3 separate regions of the Homo sapiens genome follow, and regions 1 and 2 are each linked to region 3. The links are chromatin loops, found by intact Hi-C in ENCODE. Cell type or tissue: ascending aorta. All regions are shown on one strand.

Region 1 (8,000 bases), 820 kb after region 3:
CAATAGCATTGAATATGTAGATTGCTTTTGGAAGTATGGCCATTTTAATGATATTGTTTTAATCCATGAGCATGTAATGTTTTTCCATTTGTTTGTATCATCTGTGATTTCTCTCAGTAGTGTTTTAAAGTTATCCTTGTAAAGATATTTTACTTCCTTGGTTATATGTATTCCTAGGCTTTCTTGTGGCTATCATAAATTAAACTGCATACTTGATTTGACTTGATTCAAGCTTGCAGCTTGAATGTTATTGGTGTATCGGAATGCTACAGACTTTTGTACATTGATTTTTGTATCCTGAAACTTTACTAAAGTCATTTATCAACTCTAAGAGCTTTTTGGAAGATTTGTTAGGGTTTTCTAGGTATAGAATTATATCCTCCACAAAGAGAAATAGTTTGACTGCTTCTTTTCCTATTTGGATGTCTTTTATTTATTTATCTTGCTGTTTGCTCTGGCTAACACTTCCAGTACTATGTTGAACAGGAGTGGTGACAGTAGGCATCTTTATGTTTTTCTAGTTCTCAAGGTTTTTTTCTCATTCACTGTGATGTTGCCTGTGGGTTTGTTCCACAGGCAATAAAAGCTAATATAAGATATTACCTTTTATTAATTTAAAAATTAATATCTTATATTAGCTTTTATTAATTAATAAAAGCTAATAAAAGCTAATATAAGATAGCTTTTATTAATTTGAGATATATTCTTTTGATGCCTAATATGTTGAGAGTTTTTAACATGAAGGGATGTTAGATTTCATCAAAAATGTTTTCCACATTTATTGAGATGATTATATGGTTTTTGTTTTTAATTCAGTTTATGTGGTGAATCACATTTATTGACTTGTGTATGTTGAACCAAACTTGCAGCCCAGGAATGAAGCCTACTTGATCACAGTAAGTTAAAATTTTTATGTGTTTTTAGATTTGGTTAACCAGTAACTTGCTGAGGATTTTTGAGTTTATGTTCATCATGGAAATGGGCCTGTAGTTTTTCATTTTTCATTGTTTCTTTGCCAGGTTTAGGTATTAGGGTAATGATGGCTTCATAGAATGAGTGAGGGAGGAGTCCTTCCTACTCAATTTTTTGGAATAGCTTCAGTAGAATTGGTACCAGCTCTTCTTTGCATGTCTGGTAGAATTTGTTTATAAATCTATCTGGTCTGGAGCTTTTTTATATGTTAGGTTTTTTTATTCCTGTTTCAGTTTCAGAACTTGATGTTGGTGTGTTCAGGGTTTCAATTTCCTCAATTCAATCCTGAGAGATTGTGTGTTTCCAGGAATTTATCCACTTCCTCTAGATTTTCTCGTTTGGGTGCATACAGATGTTCATAACAGTCTCTGAGATCCCTTGTATTTCTGGGGGATTGGTTCTAATGTCACCTTTGTTGTTTTTGATTGTGCTTATTTGGATCTTCTGTATTTTTTTTTCTTTGTAGCTAGAATTCTGTTGATCTTGTTTGTCCTTTCTGTTGATTATTTGTATGAATTTTGGGTTCTCAATTTCTCTGCGTTCTGCTCTGATTTTAGTTATTCATTTTTTTCTGTTAGTGTTAAGGTTAGTTTGTTCTTGTTTTTCTGGTTCTTCTAGGTGTGATGTTAGATTGTTAACTTGAGATCTCTCTTTTTGATGGTAGGCACTTGCCATGATAAGCTTTCCTCAGCATTACTTTTGTTGCATCAGAGATTTCTGGTATGTTGTGTCTCTGTTTTCATTTATTTCAAATAATTTTTTTGATTTATGCATTTTTTTTTGTTTACCCAAAAGCCATTCAAAAGCAAGTTATTTAATTTCCATGAAATTGTGTGGTTTTGAGAGCTGTTCACGGTATTGACTTCTATTTCTATTATACTGTGATTTGAGAGTATGGTTGGTAAGATTTTGATTTTTTGAAATTATTGGGGCTCACTTTATGGCTGAGAATGTGGTTGATCTTGGAGTATGTTTTTTGTACATATGAGAAGCATTTATACTCTGTGGCTAATGGGTGGATGTCTGTTTGGTCCAATTAGTCAAGTGTCAAGTTTAATTCCAGATTTTTGTTGTTAGTTTTCACACGTCTAATGCTATCAGTCTAATGCTATTTTTCTAGTGCTATCAGGGGAATGTTAAAGTCCCTCACTACTATTGTGTGACTGTCTAAGTCTTTTCATAGGTCTAAAAGTACTTGTTTTATAAATCTGAGGGCTACAGTTTAGGTAAATATATTTTTAGGATAGTTAAAAATACTGTGTTGAATTAACAGTTTATCTTTAGGTAATGCCCTTATTGGTCCTTTTTTACTTTATTTGCTTGAAGTATGTTTTATCTGATACAAGAATAGGGACCCCTGCTCTTTTTTATTTTCTGTTTGCTTGGTAAATCTTTCTTCAATTCTTTACTTTGAGCCTATGGGCACTGGTACGTATGAGATGAGCTTCTTAAAGGCAACAGAAAAATAGGTTTTGTATTCTTTATCCAACTTGCCATTCTGTGCCTATTGCGAGGGGCATTTAAATCACTTACATTCAAGATTAATATTATTATGTGAGGTTTGATACTATCGTGAAGTTGTCAGCTGATTGCTTTGTAGTTTCTATTGCGTGTTTGCTTTATAGGGTTTGTGGGCTATGTTCTTAAGTGTGTTTTTGTGGTAGTAGGTATTGTTCTTTCATGTCCATGTTTAGAACTCCCTTAAGGATATCTTGTGAGGCTAGTCTAGTGGTAATAAATTCTCTTACTGTTTGCTTATCTGGAAGATTTTATTTCTCCCTTGCTTATGAAGCTTAATTTAGTAGAATATAAAATTCTTGGTTAGAATGTTTAATTCTTTAAGAATGCTGAACATAGAACGCCAGTCTCTTCTGGCTTGTAAAGTTTCTGCTGAGAAGTATGTTTTTAGCCAGATGGGTTTCCCTTTGTACATGATATGTTTTTTTTGTCTAGCTGTTATTAAGATTTTTTTCTTGAGTATCGATCTTGGAAAGTCCAGTAACCATATGCCTTGGTGACATTCATTTTGTATAGTATATCGCAGGTGTTCTCTGGATTTCTTGTATCTAGTGTCTACATCTCTAGCAATATTAGGAAATTTTTTTTGAATTATTTCCTCAAATATATTTTTGATTTGGTTTACTTTTTCTCTCTCTCTTTCAGAAATTCCAATAATGCATACGTTTGGTCATGTTATATAATCCCATGTTTCTCAAAGGCTTTTTTAACTTTTTTTAAATTTTTGTCTGACTGGGTTAGATCAAAGATGGATCTTTAAACTCTGAAATTCTTTCTTTTACTTGGTCCAGTCTATTAATAAAGCCTTAAATTGTATTTTGAAATTCCTTAAGTGAGTTTTTCAATTCCAGAAGCTCTAGTTGATATTATTAAAGATGTTTATCTCTTCCTACATTTCCTTGATTGCTTTAGAAGTTTCTTTGTGTTGATTTTCCAGCTTCTCTTGGATCTCCTTGAGCTTCCTTTCAATCCACGCTTTGAATTCTTTATCTGTAATTTCTGAGTTTTCATTTGGTGAGGGATCATTACTGGCGAGCTAGTGCAATCATTTGGTGGTATCACTACATTCAGATTCTTCATAGTGCCAGATTCTTAAACTGGTTCCTTTTCTTCTAGAGATGCTGGCATTTCTAGTTTTGTAATTATTTTCATGCGGGTAGAAGTTTTGCTTTTTCTTTCTTTCCATATAATATTTTTTCTTTCCGTTTTTCTTTATCTTCTTCCCTAGGGCATGTGTCTGTAGAGAATACTGGTTAGGGTCTATGGGCTTTGCTTCTATAGCCCTATGCACTTCTCTTAGCATTTTTCATGTTGGGCTGTGAAGTTTAACTTACAAGCCAGTAGATGGCGCTTATAGGTAACAGCAAGTTGCAGCCAATGTGGCTGGGTATATACTTGATCCTTGTTTACCAGGAGAAGCTTTCCGCTGTCTCAGGCAATGGACTAATTCATGGAGTGTACTGTAGTCTGAGCTCCCTGATCAGCCGCGGGGAGGTGAGGGTAAAGATGGGTTGGATCAGACGAGGCAGTTCTGTCTACAGGTTCCCTGGTGGCAGGCACACGCTCCAGCCCTGAAAGAGAATTCAGTGGGAAATCAATAGGTGCCCAGAGATGTGCCTAGGCATGGAGCTGGGAAACCTCCTCAGCCTCAAATTATATACAGGGGTATGAGGGGCAGCCTAAACTCTCAATCCAGGAGACGATGTGCTCCAGATGCCTGGAGATCTGCCTGTGTGGACAAGAGAGAGCTCCCCTGCACCAGGATCACTGCATAGGTAGAGTGGAGCAGCTCAGGCTGATGTTCCATCTGGCACTCTCATGCTTGGAGATCTGCCAGGGCATGGAGCAAAGAGGGCTCCCCCATACCAAGATCTCTGCACAAGAAGAGTGAGATGACTTAGGCTGCTGAACCAGGCAAGCAAGTGCTCTGAATGCCTGGAGATATATATTTTTTTACTGTGTATATATGTATTAATGGTATCTATATATATATATTTTTACTTTTGAGTTAATTGAGTTCTTTGTATATTCGGGATATTAGTCCCTTGTTGGATGAATAGTTTGCAAAGCTTTCTCCCATTCTGCAGATTGTTTCTTTACTCTGTTTATTTGTTTATGTCCTCTCCGATTTCTTTCATCAGTGTTTTGTAGTTTTCCCTGTAGAGATCTTTTACCTTCTTGGTTAAATTTATTCCTACGTATCTTTAAATAGCTATTTAAAATAGGATTGCCTTATTTAACTTTTCTCTCAGCTAGTTCATTATTGGTGTATGGAAATACTACTGATTTTTGTATGATGATTTTGTATCCTGAATTACTAAATTTATTAATCAGTTCTAACGGTTTTTTTGGTTGAACCTTTTTTTTTCCCCTAAATTTGAGATTATATTTTCTGCAAAGAGGGCCAATTTGACTTCTCTTTTCTAATTTAGATGACTTTTACTTCTTTCTCTTGCCTGATTGCTCTGGCTAGGACTTCCACTACTATGTTGATAGGAATGGTAAAAGTAGGCATCCATTACTTGTTCCAGTTCTTGGAAGGTTTTCAGCTTTTCCCCATTCAGTATGATTTTAGCTTTGCATTTCTCATATATGGACTTTATCATGTTGAGGTATGTTTTTACTATGCCTATGTTGTTGAGAATTTTTATCATAAGTAGATGTTGTATTTTATCAAATGATTTTTCTGTGCCTATTGATATAATCACATGGTTTTTGCCCTTTATTCTGTTGATGTAGTTTATCACGTTTTATAGATTTGTGTATGTTGAACAATCCTTGCATCCCTGGGATAAATCCTACATTGTCATGGTGTATTATCTTTTTGATGTGCTGTCAGATTCAGTTTGTGTATATTTTATTGGGAATTTTTCCATCTGTTTATCAGGGACATTGGCCTGTAAGTTATTTTTGTCGTTGTGTCCTCGCCTGGTTGTGGTAGCAGGGTAATGCTGGCCTTGTAGAATGAGTTGGAGAGAATCCCCTACTCTTTAAATTTTTGAAATAGTTTGAAGAGAATTGTTATTAACTCTTTATAAGTTTGGTGGAATTTTGCAGTGAAGCCATCTGGTCCTGGACATTTATTTTTACTTATTTAATCATATTACTCATTATTGATCTGTTTGTATTTCTTCCTGATTTAATCTTGGTAGGTGGTAAGTGTCTGCAAATTTATCAGTTTCCTCTAGCTTTTCCGGTTTGTTAATGTATAGTTGTTCATAATAATCTCTGATAATATTTTATACTTCTATAGTGTAAGTTGTAACACCTCTTTTTTGTTTCTGATTTTATTATTTTGGTCTTCTCTCTTCTTTCTTGGTTAGTCTACCTGTTTCTCCATTTTTCTACACCTTCATAAAACCAAGTTTTCATTTCACTGATTCTTTGTACTGTTTTTGTTGTTTCTATTTTGTTTAGTTCTGCTGTGATCCTGATTTATTTTGTTCTACTAAGTTTGGCATCTTTTTGCTTTTCTAGGTTTTCGAGGTGCATTGCTAGACTTTTTATTCAAAATCTTTCTAACTTTTAAATGCATGCATTTATTGCTATAAACATCCCTCTTAGCACTGCTTTTGTTGTATCCCATAGACTTTACTATGTAATGTTTTGATTTTTGTTTGTTTCAATAAATTTTTTGATTTTCCCTCTAATTTCTTCATTGTCCCAATGGTCATTCAGAAGCAAGTTGTTTAATGTTCATATATTTTTACTGCTTCTAAAGCTCCTCTTATTTTGACATCTAGTTTTATTCCATTGTGATATGAGAAGATACTTGATATGACTTCAGATTATTTTTTAATTTGTTGATAATTGTTTTGTGTCCAAACATACAGTCTGTCTTAAAGAATGTCCCATGTACTGATGAGAAGAGGGTATATTTTATAACTGTTGAATTAAGTGTTCTGCAAATTCCTGTTAGGTCTATTTGTTCCTAAGTGCAATTCAAATCCAATGTTTTTCATTGATTTTCTTTCTACATAATCAGTCCTATGCTAACAGTGGGGTATTGAAGTCCACAACTATGATTATATTGGAGTTTGTCTCCCTTTAAATTTAAGGGAGGTTTTGTATTTGCTTTGTATGTCTTGGGGGTCCTGTATTTAGTGCATATATGTTTACGGTTATTATATCTTCTTGCTGAATTGTTACTCTTATCATTATGCAATGACCTTCTTTGTCTCTTCTTACTTTTTTGACTTAAAATACATTTCATTTTATACGAGTATAACTACTCCTGCTTGTTTTTGATTTCTCTTTGCATGGAATTTCTTTTTCCATCCATTTACTTTCAGCCTATGTTTGACTTTATAGGTAAGATAATTTTCTTCTAAGCAACATATGGTTGAGTCACTTTTTAAATCCATTCTGCCAGTCTTTTATATGAAAAGTTTATTTACATCCAAGATTATTATTGATATGTGAAAAGTTTATTTACATCCAAGATTATTATTGATATGTGAGACCTTTTTCCTGTTATTGTTTATTAAATCAATTACTAAAATCAATTTTATTAATTGATTTCTGATTGTTTTGTGTATCTGTTGTTTCTCTCTCTCTCTCATCGTTCTTCCTTGTTTATTGGTTTTCTCTAGTGAAAACATTTGAGTCCTTTCTTTTCATAATTTGTGTGTTTGCTCTATCAGGATGTTTTATACTTTTGTGTGTTTTCATGATGATAGATATTGTCCTTTTAAAGCCTAGAACTCCTTTATGTATTTCTTGTAGGGCCAGTCTTGTAGGGTTGGATTTCTTCAGCTTGTGTTTGTCTTGGAAAGACTTTATTTATGTATTCTTTTTCATTTACGAAAGCTAACTTTGCTGGGTATAGCATCCATGACTGATAGTTCCTTTCTTTTCTTCTCTTTACTTTTATTTTATTTAATTTTCTGTTCTGTTCTGCTCTTCAAGCACTTTGACTATATAATCCCATTCTCTCCTGGCCTGTAAAGTTTCTGCTGAGCAATCCACTGTTAGTCTGACGAATATTCCTTTGTAAGTGACAAAACATTTTTCTTTTCCTGTTTTTAGAATTCTCTCTTTGTCTTTTACCTTTGACTGCTTGACTATGATATGTCACATGGAAGGCTTTTTGGAATTGTATCTGTTTGGGATCTCTAAATTTTCTATATCTGAATATCTAAATCTTTTTCTAGACTTTGGAAGTTTTCCTCTGTTATTTTTGAAAAGGCTTTCCTTCCCTTTTGTATTCTATTCTTCTGTGACACCAGAAACTCAAATATCTGGTTGCTCTATTGTGTACTACATGTCATGTGAGCTTTGATTATTCTTTTTCTTTTATTTATTTATTTTTGTCTGACTGGATCATTTCAAAAGATCTTTCTTCAAGGCTTGAAACTCTTCTACTTGATCTAATGTATTACTAAAGCTTTTGAGTGCATTTTGTATTTCTTTCAATAAATTCTTCAGTTCCAGAATTTCTGTTTGGTTCTTTTTTATGATATCTATCACTTTGGTAAGTTTCTAATTCATATCGAATTAAAAAATATTTG
Region 2 (8,000 bases), 480 kb after region 3:
TCTCTAAAAACTCTTGCTTTTCTGCAAACAATGTTTTGCTTACTCTTTCACCACACATGATCCCAGTTACCTAGGAATGACTTGTTACATAAGGGATTGCCATTGTGTGTTTGCATGGTGGAACCTTGTGCTTCAAAGATGTGGGATCTTAGGCATCTCAAGAGGATACAAACATTCTATTCTAGTAAAAGGTATAGTAAAGGTGCCTGATGGGATGCCTGTTCCGAGAAACAAGAGTCCATGGCTTACCTTTGTATTTACTGTCAACATGTAAATCAATTACATTTCTGTGAATTAAAATCAGCCATTTCTAGAGACTGAACTATAATGATGTTTACATAGAAGTTTATCTCAAATCTGACAGTAATCACAGTCCAAACATAATGCACTTCTAACTTCTTGTAGAGTGGGTGTCTGTTTTTAAGAACCAATAAATGGATTGCAAGCCTTTTGTTACAGATCACACAAATAGAATCAAGTACTACCTGATGGCAGTGATATTTTCAGCATTTTGTTCTACAATTTAATGCTTCAATCTCTTTTTTTTTTGAAAACAGTAGCAATGGCTTTATCAGTTGAACAACCAAGTTAGGGCTAAATATAATTTTAAAAATATGCAGAGATACATGAGAAAACATAGCACATACATGAAACATCCTCATGCATTTATACCATTTACTATATACACAAATATACTAGACAAACACTTCCAAGCCACAAAGGATAGGTAGTATATAAGCACAAATGTAAACAATGCCACATGTAAGAGCCAGTGATTTCCACATGTACAAGTGCTCCCATTTTAAAGAATGAAAACAAAAAAAATTCTTGATTATGATGCTCCCCCTTCCCCCCAGATGACCACACCCCAAACACTTCCCTGTCCCCTTTCTCCTCCTCTGCAATGAATGAAAGAGAAAGGATGGGAGGTTGAGGAGTAGAAGGCTACGGGCTGGGCTACAAGGGAAGTGTCTCCCCTGAAGGCAGGAAGTTTTGCGTGTTAGGCACTAACACACAGATACGTACACACTTCAGGATGTAGCTTAACAGGTGTCAGGAAACAAAGCAAGTTACTCCATGGCCACTCCAAGCCGCCAGCTAGCTGGAGAGGCTGAAAGAGATGGGTACTGCAGCACATGTATGCCCGACAAAATATCAATTGCACCACATCCCCCCTCAAACACACACTCACAAAAGAGCACAAACTCCCAGCAATGCGAACTTTCCCTAGTGGAGCTATCTCCCTACCAGGGGAGAGAGACTAGAAACCAAACCAACGAAGATGCTTCCAAACACAGCAGCTTGCTTCATTCCGGGACACAAACGACACTGACATGCTGGTCACACGGAAGCCCCAAGCCCTTGTGGACATGCTTTGTGATTGGTGTTATTGCTTCTGTTTGTTTTGCTTTCCCTCATGATTATCAGGAGTAGCAATATCTGTCAGTCCCCTCAGAAATACAGGGAGGGTGGCGGGGCCTTTGAGAAGTGTAACAACTAAGAAGGGGAAATGGGGAACAAAAAAAGCATGCAGCATGTTGAAACCTGCCTCCAAGTTGAGAGGATGGAGCCCAGTAACAAGGATAATGGAGAGCCAACAGGAGGAGAAAGGAGCATGTGTACGTGTGTGTGTTTGTGTGTGTAAAAGGTAGACCTCTGTGGATAGGAAATCTAAGAGGAGGGGGCAAGGAAGGAACGGAGAAAAGGCAGGCGAGGAAGTTCCAGGATCGGGGGAGTGGAGACCACCAGCGCAGCATGGCAGACAGCAAAGAGAAGGCAGCTGGAGGAGTCCAGAACAGGAGAGGGAGCCTACCCGCCTTGGAGTGGGGGCCTTCTGGCATTATTTCAGTGGCTGCAATATACCCAGCACCCCTCACTCCTTCTTCTCGAGGGTCTCTTTTCTGTCCCCCAGCAGAGAAAGCACTGCCTCCTTCAATTACATATATATGTGCATATGTAATATATAATCACACACGTGAAAACACACACACCATACATACTTACATTAAAAATGGAATCAAGCACCATCTACCAAGCAATAGAGTTAACTCCTTAAACACCCACCACCCTTTCCAGCCTGATTTTTTTTTTCCTCCAAAGCGATGGTTCCTCCATTTCACATGCTCTTGCCTGGAGTGCGAGTAGGGTATGTGTGCGTGTGTGAACACTTCCCCTCTGCCCCTCATCCGATCAGGAGAAGCCCCCTCCTCTGGCTGTAAGCCCAAGTCTCCCTTCTGTTACCGCAGCACAGCTTTAGGGAGCCAAGCAAAACAGTCAGTACCGGGGAGGGGGTACACAACCCCTATCCCCAAAAAAATCCCTGGCCAGACCCAGAAAGTCCCTCCCCAGGCTGCCCCCTCACTCACCGATCTGGATATTGTTGGGGAAATTGGCACCTACTACCGCGCCTAGGAAACCGGTGCAGAAGAAGGCAAAAATGTGCTGCATATTCCTTTTTGCATTGGCGAAAAAGAAGCCCAGGTCCAATCATAGATTTGGTGTTTCCCCCCCTTTCCCTTTATTCTTCTCGCTGTTCTGCCTGTTCTTTTCCTCCTGCAGTTCCTTCCTTGCTTGCTTGCTTCCTTCCTTTCGTGAGGTTTGTCTGTTTCCCTTGGAATCCGAACACTTAAACTGCAGCGTTAACACCAACTGACAGCCAGATTAACTGAGCACGGGAAAAGAAGCCCGTCCTCATGCTAGCTGGAGCGCTGGCTCCCCCACTCCCTCTCCTCTCCCCTCGCAGCCTGCCTCTCTCTCCCTCCCTTGCTCTCTCTCGCTCTCCCCCTCACACTCACACAGGCAGCAAGCTCTATGCTAATACCCACCGAGCTAGCTTGGAGTTCCACAGCCGACCTCCCTACCTGTTCCCCCTTCCTCCCATCCTCACCTTATCCTCCTTTCTGTGTGTGCAGAAAGGTGGAGGTGGGGGTGTGTGACACGTGGCACTTGGTCCTGAAAGGGGCAACCCCACAGTCCTCTTTACCCTCCCCTGCCTTTCTGAGCTCGGTCTGCCCGCTCCCCCAGCCCCCAGGCTGAAGCTGCTGGGAATGTGGGTTCAGCTGTAAGTCAGTAGGTGGCAGGGGGTCCCCACAATAGTCCTCAATCCACCAGCTGCTTGATCTAGGTCACTTTTTCTAGGAGTGCATGGGCTGCGCTGGATATATCTCCTGCACTCCACTGGCCCAATTATTCCTACAACTAATTCCTGAGGGAAAGACCCTAGAAATCCCTCCTAGGAAATTTAAAGGAAAAAAAAAAAAAAGCTTTCTCTCTCCTAATGGAAGGAATGACAGATAGACAAACAAGGGAGGATCTGGAGTGACTGGCAGGTATTTTGACCAGGTATTTGACAGTCCCTGTCTACCTTTACAAGTGAAACGGTGGTCTCTTTTCAATCCTAGGCATTTAAAATGGGCCCCCTTCTCTCTTTCCCTGCATTCCACAGGAGTCTATAGCATCAGAATCGTGTGGGTGTACAATAAAGACTAAGGATACTTACACAGAGCAATTACATGAGTCATTTTGCAGGGATTCTAGTGAGAGGATTCAAGCTTCTTTCAGGTCTTTCTGGATGCTGGTCATGTCTGGTGTAAGCTGGAACTTCATAGACTCTCCTAGACCAGGGCTTCTGCTGAAATAACCTGTAGAGAGATCAGCTGTGTTCAGGATAGTAGTGTTAAATGCAAAGCAGCAGCCACTAGCCGCCACAGAATACAGTTTTTGAAGGAACTTTACAGATTTTTATCCATCTATCTTCACTCCAAACCTGTAAAGTGGCCATGAGCCCTGTTTTACAGATGAAAAAGATAAGACTTCTGGGATTAAGTCATAAAGACACAGACCTACTAAGATGTACAGTACAACCTACAAACTTGAGTGCTTTGGCCGTTACCAGTTGACTTACTGCCCTGGCCAGGACTCCTGTCCAACAGGAGATGATCCAGGAAAAGGAAAGTCAACTTTGTCTTTAGTAAGAAAGAAATAATAGACTTTGGACTCCATTTTGCTTTGCCATATGAATAGGCCATTTTATCCACAGACTCTTCACTTCCCTCACCAGGACTGTATATCATGTGGACTTGAGTGACAGCTACAAGGACTGGGATTTGTAAAAAATATCTGACCATGTACAATGAAGCCCCAAAATAGGAACAACTTGGAGGTCAAATGCTTTGTGATTTCCTATGCACTTTCACATATATTAATTAATTAGCTAAAATAATTTTTAAGGCTAATGTTTATTCACTATTTTGAATGTGCCAGGTACCATGCTAAGAAATGCACCTGCATCATTTATTTGTACAATACCTGTGTAGGTAGCCTCATGCCCATTTTATAGATGAAGAAACAGAGGTCTAAAAACTCACCCCAAGTTTTCACTGCTAATGAAAGAGATTGGGCATTTAAACACAGTAAATGCCACCATCAGGCCCCAGCTCTTAACTCTTAGGCTCTAATAACAGCAAGCACTGGGTAGGAACCTTCTAAAGGAAGAATAAGCATCAGCATAGGAAGATGAGAGAACAGAATCAGGAAAGATCACTTCTAAGGTCTCTGCCAACATTAAGAGTCTCTGATTTAATGATTCCATCTTTTAATTTCTCCATTTTCAGTTTTTGTATCTTACTACTTTGAATAGTACCTGGGGATCTTTTAGGTTCCCTAAGCTTTGTGCCTGGTAATAATAATAATTAGGCTGTCATTAAAGGCTTCACACCTTGCAATCACCTTTTAGAGGAAGCTCTTTAGACCCTTTACAAGCAAAACCTCAATGTCCCCCTGCATTAGGTAAGATTTGTTTTGCATACTTTGTAGGGAGGGGACTTTTAAGGGAGTCAAAAAGATGAATTTTCCATGGTCATTATAAATCATATAGTCAAGCAGATCTTCCTAAAACAGAGGTCTACGTCATTGCCCTGCTCAAGTATGGTCAATAGCTCCCCTTGGTCTATTAAATACATAGTTGTTCACTGATTAAATATAGAACTTACATATTTCAAGTGTAGGCATCTAGGTCAAACTACATTAGGTTCAATGTTTATTCCATGTTTCTTTATAATTCTCTTCATTTCAAATGTTGGTGGGGAACCTATTCTGTATCTCACAGGGTGCCAGGTGCTGGGCAATATGAAGAGGAATCAGACACAGTCTCTGCCTCAAGGCAGGTGAATGTGGCAGAAGAAGAAGACAGACGAACCCGGACAACTGTCACCCAGAAAGACCATGACAAGTGCTCTAAAAGATGTAAACACAGCAGCGGGGGAGCAAAGAAGGATGCAATCAGTGTGTCTGTCTGTGGGGATCCAGCAAGGCTTCAAAAGAACTGAGCCGTGAAGGATGAGGAGATTATAGGCAGTAACTGAGGACTGGGAAGGACATGCAAACCAAGGAAAGAGCCCCAGCAAAGGCTGGGGGCAGGAAAGAATGCCACGTGCTCTGTTAGCCTGGAGCCGGCAGTGCATAACTGGGAAGAGTGTACTGGGGAACTTGGAACTTAGAGGAAGTCAGTGTCAGGATTTGGAACCCACTGAATTCCTGGTGGACCATGATGAGCCATGGGGGCATTTTTAGTATGCTAGTTACAATAGCGGGCATGTGCATGAGAAAGAAAAGATTGACCACTGGTAGAAGGTGATTTTCTCATTTCCTCATCCTCAAAGGTTAGAACTACCTACCAAACAGCTTCATTTCCCTAAATAACTTATTTGACGTCATCCTTTATTAGCTCATCATGCTGTCTCTCTTTAGAGTCCCCAGTCCTATTTGCCATTCCCAAAGTGGCAAAGTCTTCAAAGTGGCTACATGATTAGCTTAAGACAGTGGTTCTCAACTGACAGCAATTTTCTCCCCCAGGGGATATTTGGCAAAAATGTCCAGAGATGTTTTTTGTTCTCACAATTATGGAATTGTACCCCTGGAATCTCATGGGTGAAGGCCAGGGATGCCACTAAACATCCTACAATTCACAGAGCATCCACCCCACAAAAAAGAATTATCTGGTTCCAAATATAAATAGCATTGAGGCCAAAAAACCTTCCTTAAGGGGACTAGTGATTGGCATGCCAGGGACTGGGCACCAGGACCCTGCAGCGTCCCTCCCATTATATTACACTGAAGAAAAATTAAGTTGATTATCTTTTAAGACTTTTCATATTTTAAAGTGGGATATCTGAAGATGGGTGCTCATTAAAGTCCAGCAGTTAAGTATCTAATGGAGGAACTCCAGGTGGCTGACATCCCATTGGAAAAGCCTCCAAATGCTGCTCAAATTGTGCTCTAGAGACAGCATGGCACCTACTCCTCAAATTAATTATGACCCATCCCAGCTCATATTTTTGGCATACTTTAAGTCCTCTTACCATGTAGCCAAAACAGTCTAAGATTTACTTATTTTGGCTTTGTTTTGACACCGCAAATCAAGGAGAATGGTGTTGGACAGGGATTACAAATGCAAATGCTTCCTTGAGCCAGGCAGGGAAATGAATGAAGTGAGCCAAGTTGGGGAGAATGGGGAAGACAAACGGAACTAGAGAGACTGTGCCCTGTTAAAGGTGGCCACAGGGACTCAATAGGCAGCAGATTATTACCATGAGGAATTGTAGGCCTAGAGTGGCTAGATCCTCAGATTCTTTTCTCAAGGAAAAGTAGAAATATGGAATATATATATATATACACACACATATATGGGATATGGAATATAGTGACTTAGGGAAAAAAGGGGTAGGGTAAGAGTAGTGCCTCTGAGCTTGATCTGACTGACAGGCCACGGAGTGCCAGTGGAATCCTGGAGACAAGAGTCCAACCACTTCTCATGCCCAGTATCAATTTAGGGGCCAAGTCCATTTCCTCTACAAGACTGTTTCCTCATCTATTAAATGACAAGATTAGATGTGGTGATGGCTACAGACCCTTCTGGTTCTGACACTCTGTAACTCCATTTGACAGCAGGGGCTGGGGTAAGGGAGAGAAAGGACAGATGTCAGGTCTGGGGAGGCCCATTCTCTCCTCTACCTCCTATTACCTGTGATAGTGGTATTGGCAAGTTCCTTCCCTTCTTGGACTAGTTTCTCCATCTGCAAAATATGGGTGTTTCACCAAGGTTTCTTCTGGCTTTAACATTTTAGGTTTCTAGTGTAAAGCAATTCAAGGGGGTGGGGGGACCATCAAATTTATGATCTAAGAACAGATTGCTGACAGCTAACCAACTGGCAAAAATGCAATCAGAGAGAGGGTGCCTCTGTGGCTTTAGAAAGGCCTTATTTTTAAAGATGTTTTAAAAAATAATAATGATAATATTTTTTCATGTTTTCTAGCACAATTCATACAGAAGGCTCCAAAATAATCCACAGACTGTGTGTGTGGTGAGAACACACCCCAAAGAATGTAATTACCCACCCTGGAGTTCTGCCAGGTTTAACAGCATTTTCTATCTGCTTTTTTTTCTTCTTCTTCTTTCAGTCTTCCCTCCCCTCCTCACACAAATGACAGCATTTTCATAAGCTCTCAGCATTACTAGGTAATTAGGGAGCCATGCAAGTTCTGGAAAACACCCTGGGGCAGGATCAGTGCCTGAAAAAAAAAAAAAAGTCTATTCCACGATTCCATGGGGAAGCTTCTACGCAGCACCATTGTTACTGGTAGAAATTGGAGGCACTGACTATTCCTTTAAATCAGCAATGCCTTCAGAGAGGCCACCTGGGCCACACTCACATGGGCGGGTGGCCACCATGCAGCATTGGCACCAGCTCTCCTGAGAGGCCCTGCAGCTCATCTGGCCCTAGTCTAGGAGACAATAGAGCCAGACCTTCACCGCCATCCTCCCCAGATGGGTGGTTCTGGATGAGCTATTTAACCCCTTTGTCTCAATGTCTTCATCTGGGAAGTGGGGATAATGAGAGGTTATACTTTGTGGGGCTAGAGAGGGCATTAATGACATGCTCCATGTGAAGGGACTGGTGAATCTCCAAACACACAGAAATGACTCTGCCAGCCATTCCTGT
Region 3 (8,000 bases):
AGAATTGTATTCACCACACAAATTTCACCACAGGCCCTGTTCTTGCAGATCACTTCTCAAAATTAGTTCCTTTTTCATGAAAGTTTCTTTGAGAAAGCACTATCTGAACCCATTAGATAACGAAGTCACCATTGCCCACAATTGCTCGGTGTTTTTAGGGCTCCCTGAGGATGGATATCTGGCTCTCCTTCACTGGCATTTGGTGGGCTTGCCTGCTGGTGATGTCTCAGGTAGACAAGTCTGACTGACCCAAACTACCCACATGCTGTGGCTTGGATGGCCTGTCACCAACCAGCTGCTTTTACAGCATCAGGACCATGGAGCTTGTCCTTGCTTGACTTCCCTCACTCACTCAATGACTCACTCATTGTTTTAGAAACTGTTATTAGCACCTACAAGGTGCTAGACCCTGGAGGGATCCCTGAGGGAATCAGAACCTACTCTTGGACTGGGATCTGTTTGGGTGGATCAGATGAAGACACAGGGAAGGGGGAGAGGACAAAGGGAGGATGCAACCACGGAGAAGGGAAAGCTCATTTCCAGCTGTGGGGATCGGGGGGAAAGGTTGGATGCTGGCGGGGGTGGTCACCCAGGAAAGGTCCACTCACAGCTGGATTTGGGAGGGTGACAAGTAGTAACAGGTAGAGCTTGTGGTTAAGAGTGGGCAGGACTCTCCAGGGCAGTGGCAGCAGGTGAGCCCTTGGCAGGTACCTTGGCCCCCTTGGCCCCTCTCCAGTGGTTGAGAGTGGTGGAGCCCACAGCAGCTGCTGAGATTCTCAGAGCTTGAACGTGGCCCACTCATTTGACCATCAGGACCCAAGGGAGGAAGTGCCCTTCTGTGCTCTCCTCCTCCATGGCCAACACTCTGCAAATTGGTGAGGGAGGAGGAGGCGTTTGCGTCTGGGAATCCGGGAGGGCAGGGTGCGTCGGTCTGTCCTCAGAGTACCCGCAACCTGCGGAGGGACTCACAGCCCTCTGCTGAATGAATGGGTGTTCACTCCTGCTCTGAGCCCTTTTTCTCCCTGCTCTGCTTTCTTTTTATCCAGCGCCTGGTTTTGGCACCTATCCATGGATCTACTGAAAGGTGAGCTACTCTAGACATCATTTTATTTTCATCTGAAGCTCTTGAAGATCAAAAAAACAAGCTGCTTTTCACAAAATCGAAAGAGTCCTGGAATGTCAGAGTTGAATGAGCATTGAGAGGGTGCACTGACATGCAGAATGGTGGCTCCTGAGGCCCTGTGACAAACAGAGGGTGAACCAAGAGTAGAGGCAGGCTTCTATGCAAACATTTCTAGGCGATATTGTAAATAATACAGTTGTGTATCAGAAAGAACAAAGATTCTGAAATCCAGCTTGCTTCATATTCCAGTCTCACCTACAGACTGTGTGAGCTTGGTTAGGATTTTCTCAAGCCTTTGATTCTCTCTCTGTAGAATGATGATGTTGTCTATCTAAAAAGATGATTGTTTTTAAATGAGATAAAGCAGATGAAGGTGCTGTGTGAATTAACACACTGCTGTTGCGTGAGGGAAATGACTCTCCCACCTGGTGTTTTAGACCTGGAGCCTTCTGACCACAGGTTCTCAAGGATTTTTAGTTTCTTGCTTGCTCCACATTCTTTGTCATGTTGCTCTGAAACCTGCCTCCCTGTCACACCCCAACCCTCTCCTACACTGGGTTTTAATATTTTCCTCCTGAGGCTTTCTCTCCCAGATAACCTTAAGTGAGCCACATAAGCTCTCTGAGATCTGGTTTCCACATCTGTAAGACAGGCTAACTCTTTGTTCTCAACTATTTGTTGAGATTTTGCAGATGAAATGAGATAATATATACACATGTACATCATGCACAAGTGACCCTTCACCACTCCGAGTTGGAACTGTGCGGGTCCACTTACACTCAGATGTTCTTTTACCTCCGCCACCTCTTAGACAGCAAGACCAGTCCCTCTTCCTCCTCCTCCTCCTCCTACTCAATGTGAAGATGAGGATAAAGACTTTTATGATGATCAGCTTCCACATAATAAGTAGTAAATATATTTTTTTCTTCCTTAGCTCACTTTAGGGTAAGAGTACAGTATATAATACATGTAATACATAAAAATGTGTATTAATTGGCCAGGCATGGTGGCTCCTGCCTGTAATCTCAGCACTTTGGGAGGATGAGGCAGTCGGATCATGAGGTCAGGAGTTCGAGACCAGCCTGACCAACATGGTGAAACCTTGTCTCTACTAAAAATACAAAAATTAGCTGGGCGTGGTGGCACACACCTGTAGTCCCAGCTACTTGGGAGGGTGAGGCAGGAGAACCGCTTGAACCCGGGAGACAGAGGTTACAGAGAGCCGAGATCGTGCCAATTACTCCAGCCTGGGTGACAGAGAGAGACTCCATCTAAAAAAAAAAAAAAGTATTAATAGACTGTTTATGTTATCCGTATGGCTTCTAGTGAACAGTAGGGTATTAGCAGTTAAGTTTTGGGGGAAGTCAAAAGTTAGACAGAGATTTTTGACTGTTCCTGGGGTTGGCTCCCTAACACCCACGTTGTTCAAGGGTTAACTGTACTGCAAATAATGTACATGTATAGAAGGCGTATAATACATGTATATGTGTTTCATAGCACAGCGCCAGGTAGGGATGCTTATTAAATAGCTTGTATTTCTGATTCCATTTCCCTGTTCACACAAGTCGATATTATTTTTTCACTGGGGGGATTAGAGAAGGTTTCCTGGAGCAGGTGAGAATTGAGCTGGGCTTTGAAGGACTGGAGAATGTTCACAAATATGGAAGAATGAGGGTGTGGTTGGGTGTGGTGAGGGGAGGTTTGGAACAGAAAAATAAGTGGGAAGTCTCAGGTTTGTTTAGGGAATCAAGAAGAGGCCATTTTGGTTCGAGCTGATGGTTCATTGGGGGAACCAGAAAGACATAAATTTGAAAGAATAGATTGCAGTTCTGGAATTAGAAAATATAGAGTTGGAAGTGACCCAGGGGGTCACTGGCCCAATCTTTTATCTGCAGCAGGAATGAGTATGTGCGGCATGGTAGTAATGATAGCCTAGTCTGAGGCTCAACTCTCCTGTGTGTTCTTGGATAAATTACATGTCATCTCTGATCTGAATTTCTCCTCTGTGTGACAGAAATAATAATCCTTGACCAGCCTCCTCTGTTATTGTCATGAAAATTTAGGGAGGTTTGGGCTGAGGATTCATTAAGAAGTTGGGCAAGGGACTCCTTTCTCTTCTCCAAGCCTTGATTTTACTGTCCACACACACACACAAAACAAAGACCCCATCTGCCTCCAGGGTGTAGAGGTTGTGAGTCTAGCCAGGTTATAGGCACCCAGGAGGGGAGAGGAAGGCAACCTGGGAGGGGCCCAGGGGAGTGGAGGGGCTGCCGCTCTAGGCACAGCCAGGATTCTTTCTCACTCTCCCCACGGGCTTCTACTGTGGGGGCTCCTGTGGGTCCCACAGCTGGAATTCTCTCCTTGCTGCCTGCCTCTTCTTGCTGGGATGGGTCACACAGCTCATGGGTGACCAGCTCCTGATCATCCATTCCTGCACAGCCAGCCCCTGGATGCCCTGAAGGAGCTATGCCAGCTTCCCCTCTTCTCTCCATCATCTCCCTCCATCTCCACCCTGACTTTAGTGGCTTCATCTCCTAAGCTCATTCTCAAGGAGAGACCCCATGAGGGCAAGTACCTTACTATTCTGGACACTCCTGCTTTTTCATTTCAGCATTAGCATCACAGTTTCCAAAGCACCCTCCCTGTTGAGAAGCATGCCAGGCAGGACTCCTGGCCACATTTAGTGGGTGGGTAAATGGAGACAGGCCAAGGGAATGCCCCTGGGAGAGACAAAGCTAGACTCCTAGCCTGGTGCTCTCACACGATTCTGGAGGCTCTCAAACTTGGAGGGGCATAAGGATTGGGAGTTTGGTACAACACAGACACCTAGGCTGTCATCCCTAGAGAGCTGATCCACAGCAACATCAGGGGAGCCTGAGCATTTGTGTTTTTGATAGGCACTTGGGGATGGTGACATAAATAAGTTTGAGGACCCCTGCAAAGTACTTCACCTTTGAGATCCCAGGAGTGAGGTGGAGACATCCAGAGGGAAAAGTAACCTTTACGGAGTCACCAACTCTGTCGGGCACTTTATGTGCATTTTCACCATAGAATGAGACACTACTATTCCCGTTTCATATATAAGCAAACTGAGGCCTGGGGAGGTTAAATGGTTTATCCAGTCTCACAGCTGGTAAGTAGAAAAGCTGGGATTTGAACTTGGGTCTCATAGCTCCAGGGCAGCCTAAATTCCTTCTACCTAAACCTTTCCAGTGCAAACATCCCAGGCCCCTTCATCCTCATATCTAAGGCTCCTACCTGTCTTTTCTCTCTGGGGTTAAACATTACTTTCAGATCCCCCAGCCAGTGGGAAAGGTCTCTTTTCTTTGCAATGCTCCTCTTCAGCCAGCAGGTGTCAGCCCTGGACTGAGTATGTGGGTAAGGGGCGTGCAAAGCTAATGGGAGGAACGTAATCATTTGTTTTCCTCTCCCGGTTTTATAGCCCCTCCGTCCCTCCCAAATTCTAGCTATCCTTTTAGATATGTTTTTGCTAAGCTGGTGCTGTTACCTCACAATCTTCCAGGTTGGGATGCCCCAGGAATTCCGAATCCCCTAGAGCCATCCGGTGGTAGATTTGGAAGTAAGCTGCAGCTGTAGTTTACATTTGCCAAGTATATGCTTGGCACCCTGTTCCGAGCTTTCTATGCTTTACCTTGTTCAGTCCTCCCCATCCCCACAAACCTCCCTGGGTTAGGTGCTAGCAATTCACCCGTTTTCTCAGAAGAGGAAACTGGAGCTTTCAGAGGCTAAGAAAGTTGGCCAAGGTCAAGTTGCTGGGTATGTGGCAGAGCCAGGCTTGAACCTAGAAGCTCTGGCTACAGATCTGCGGAGGCGCGTGACCATTACACTCTCTTTTATGCAGATGAGGAAACTGACGTCTCGGCAAGGAAGGGATTTACTCCTGTGGAACCAAGTGCCAGGATGAGAACCCAGGACTTGTTGTAATTCTGGGCCTTCTCTAATTCTTGCCCTTGCCCAGCTGTGGATGAGGGCTTGGGCAGCAGGGAATCCCTGGGGAGGCTCCCCACCTCCCCACCCTCCCCAGGCACCAGCACATCGACCAGACAAAGGATAATTGGTGCATGCTGTGCTCAGAGCCAAGCTGAAGCGGCAGGGTCTCGACACCCCTCCATGCCCGGGGGGTGTGGCATCGCAGAGCAGGGACCTTGTCAGTCCTGTCACCATGCATCGCCAGCTCCTCGCAGGGTCTGGCATGGAGGTAGTGCTCAATTCATATTTATGAGTATGTAGACATTCCTCCTCTTTGGCTTTCTCCCGAGGCCCTGCTCCAGGCTTGCCGCAGGAGAGCATGGGTGGCCCTGAGCCAGCGCATTCCTCCTCTTTGGGGTCCGCTAGCCTTTCTGGGGGCAACTCATTTGGTTTCTTAGCATGAACTACTTGTTCTCCAACTTTCCAGATCGGCCATTTATCTCTCCTGCCTCCACTCTAGACGGCAAGACCCTAGGGGGCAACCTCTCAGAACACCTTATATGCTGCCTGGTGTCTAGCAAAAGATGGAATATAAAATAAACTATTTATGAAAAACTATAATCCATTATTTTATCCAAGCAGTACACATTCATTGTTGCAAAATGGAAAATAAGCTAAGGGAGGAAAATTAAAATCATTCCCATGATAATAGGATCCTTTCCTTCCATGATATTTTAATGGAATTGATTTTTTCCCTTTCTCTTTTTATTGTATAAGAAATACATTTCTTGTACAAGTGTAAAAATTACAGATAAGCATAAGCAAAAATGTTTTAATTTATTGGGAATACCACTTTCTAAACCTGTTAATAGTTCCATTAACAATTGTAATGGTAATAACCACCTCTATTTGTTGAGGGCCTACTATGTAATAGCAGTTTTACATAATTTTTTAGAAGTTTATTGAGGTGTAATTTCCATATATGAAGTCCATCCATTTTAATTCCTTAATCATTTCAATTCAGAGTTTTTTTAGTGAGTTTAAAAAGTTGTGCAACCATCAGCATAGTCCAGTTTTAGAATATTTCTATCATCGCAGTAAAACCCCTTAGGCTCATTTACAGTTAATCCTAGTTCCTACCCTCAGCCCCAGGTGGCCACTAATCTACTTTCTGTCTCTGCAGTTTTCCTTTTCTGGACATTTCATATAAATGGAATAACATACTAGATGGTCTTTTGTGTTTGATCTGTACACTGATGATTTTAGGTTCAGCCTCTCATTTACAGATGAGGAAACTGAGGCTTAGTGAGGACAAGTGATTGCTGGACATAGTTACACAGGGAGAGACTGGGGCTTCCTGGATTCAGCTGAGGTCTGTCTGACTCTCAAGTGTAAACTTGTAGCCACCCTCCTCCACCACCTTGTCACATTACATTACTTTTTATGTTCTAGCTGTTGCAATGATATATTCATATATATTTTTTCTCCCAAAAGGATCAAACTTATACATTCTGTTGCCACTTCTTTTTCATTCAATAATAGATCAATAATAATAACAATGAGTAGGATGTCTCCATGTGAATTAATATACGCCTGCAATACCTAGAGTAGATTTTCGATAAGTACAAGGTAGCAGTTAAGGGTATAGGCTTTGGAACCAGACTGCCTGGATTTAGATACCAATTCTGTCACTTATCAGCCATATGCTGTAGACAGAATGTTTGTGTCCCCCCAAAATCCACATATTAAAACTTAATCCCCAATGTGAGAATACTTGTGGGGTTTTGGGTAGGTAATTGGTTTACGAGGGCTGAGCCCTCATGGATGGGATGAAAACTCTTATAAAAGAGGCTCCAGAGAGATCCCTCTTGTCTTCTCTTCCTCATGTGAGGAAGACACAGCAAGAAGTCGGGTGTCTATGAATCAGGAAGCTGGCCTTCACCACACACTGAATTTGCTGATGTCTTGGTCTTGGACTTCTTAGCCATGAGAACTGTGAGAAAGAAATCTCTGTTGTTGATGCTGGAGAGGATGTGGGGGAAATAGGAATGCTTTTACACTGTTGGTGGGAGTGTATATTAGTTCAACCATAGTGGAAGACAGTGTGGCAATTCATCCAGGATCTAGAACCAGAAATATCATTTGACACAGCAATCCCATTACTGGGTACATACTCAAAGGATTATAAATCATTCTGCTATAAAGACACATGCGTATGTGTGTTTACTGCAACACTATTTACAATAGCAAAGACTTGGAACCAACCCAAATGCCCATCAATGATAGACTGGATAAAGAAAATGTGGCATATATACACCATGGAATACTATGAAACCATAAGAAAAATGAGTTCATGTCCTTTGCAGGGACATGGATGAAGCGGGAAGCCATCATTCTCAGCAAACTAACACAGGAACAGAAAACCAAACACCGCATGTTCTCATTCATAAGTGGGAGTTGAACAATGAGAACACATGGACACAGGGAAGGGAACATCACACACTGGGCCTGTTAGCGGGTTGGGGGAAAGGGGAGGGAGAGCACTAGGACAAATACCTAATGCATTTGGGGCTTAAAACCTAGATGATGGGTTGATAGGTGCAGCAAACCACCATGGCACATGTATACCTATGTAACAAATCTGCACGTTCAGCACATGTATCCCAGAACTCCAAAGTAAAATTATAAATCATGCTGCTATAAAGACACATGCACACGTATGTTTATTGCAGCACTCTTCACAATAGCAAAGACTTGGAACCAACCCAAATGTCCAACAATGATAGACTGGATTAAGAAAATGTGGCAGATATACACCATGGAATACTATGCAGCCATAAAAAAGGATGAGTTCATGTCCTTTGTAGGGACATGGATGAAGCTGGAAACCATCATTCTCAGCAAACTATCACAAAAAACCAAACACCGCATGTTCTCACTCATAGGT

Evidence for each region. Hi-C counts contacts between places; a loop is a spot of excess contacts. Peaks named below come from ENCODE experiments on the same cell type or tissue, not always from the same donor. Only the 100,000 strongest peaks of a DNase experiment are listed, where the experiment ranks them.
Region 1: a loop joins it to region 3, with 2.4 times the contacts of the local background. A loop is called at or near these places in 11 of 110 quality-filtered maps.
Region 2: it touches region 3 in a loop (3-fold over the local background); 76 of 110 quality-filtered maps call a loop at or near these places.

Annotation. Positions count from the first base shown.
Region 1 is chr5:153,144,400-153,152,399 of GRCh38, reverse strand. No RefSeq gene overlaps it. Among named protein-coding and RNA genes, the nearest start is that of LINC01470, 180 kb to the right of the region's middle. In ascending aorta, a CTCF peak has its summit at 3,820 (motif pointing right); no DNase peak of the experiment used is centred here.
Region 2 is chr5:153,485,337-153,493,336 of GRCh38, reverse strand. It overlaps GRIA1 (glutamate ionotropic receptor AMPA type subunit 1), which reads right to left and starts at 2,667. Exons shown (of 16, transcript NM_000827.4): 1 at 2,367-2,667. The coding sequence starts at 2,448. In ascending aorta, a CTCF peak has its summit at 3,023 (motif pointing right); no DNase peak of the experiment used is centred here; H3K4me3 peaks cover 3,005 bases.
Region 3 is chr5:153,961,706-153,969,705 of GRCh38, reverse strand. All of the region lies in intron 1 of LOC107986464 (a long non-coding RNA gene), which reads left to right. Among named protein-coding and RNA genes, the nearest start is that of LINC01861, 67 kb to the right of the region's middle. In ascending aorta, a CTCF peak has its summit at 4,480 (motif pointing right); a DNase peak (open chromatin) is centred at 4,475; H3K4me3 peaks cover 614 bases; H3K27ac peaks cover 362 bases.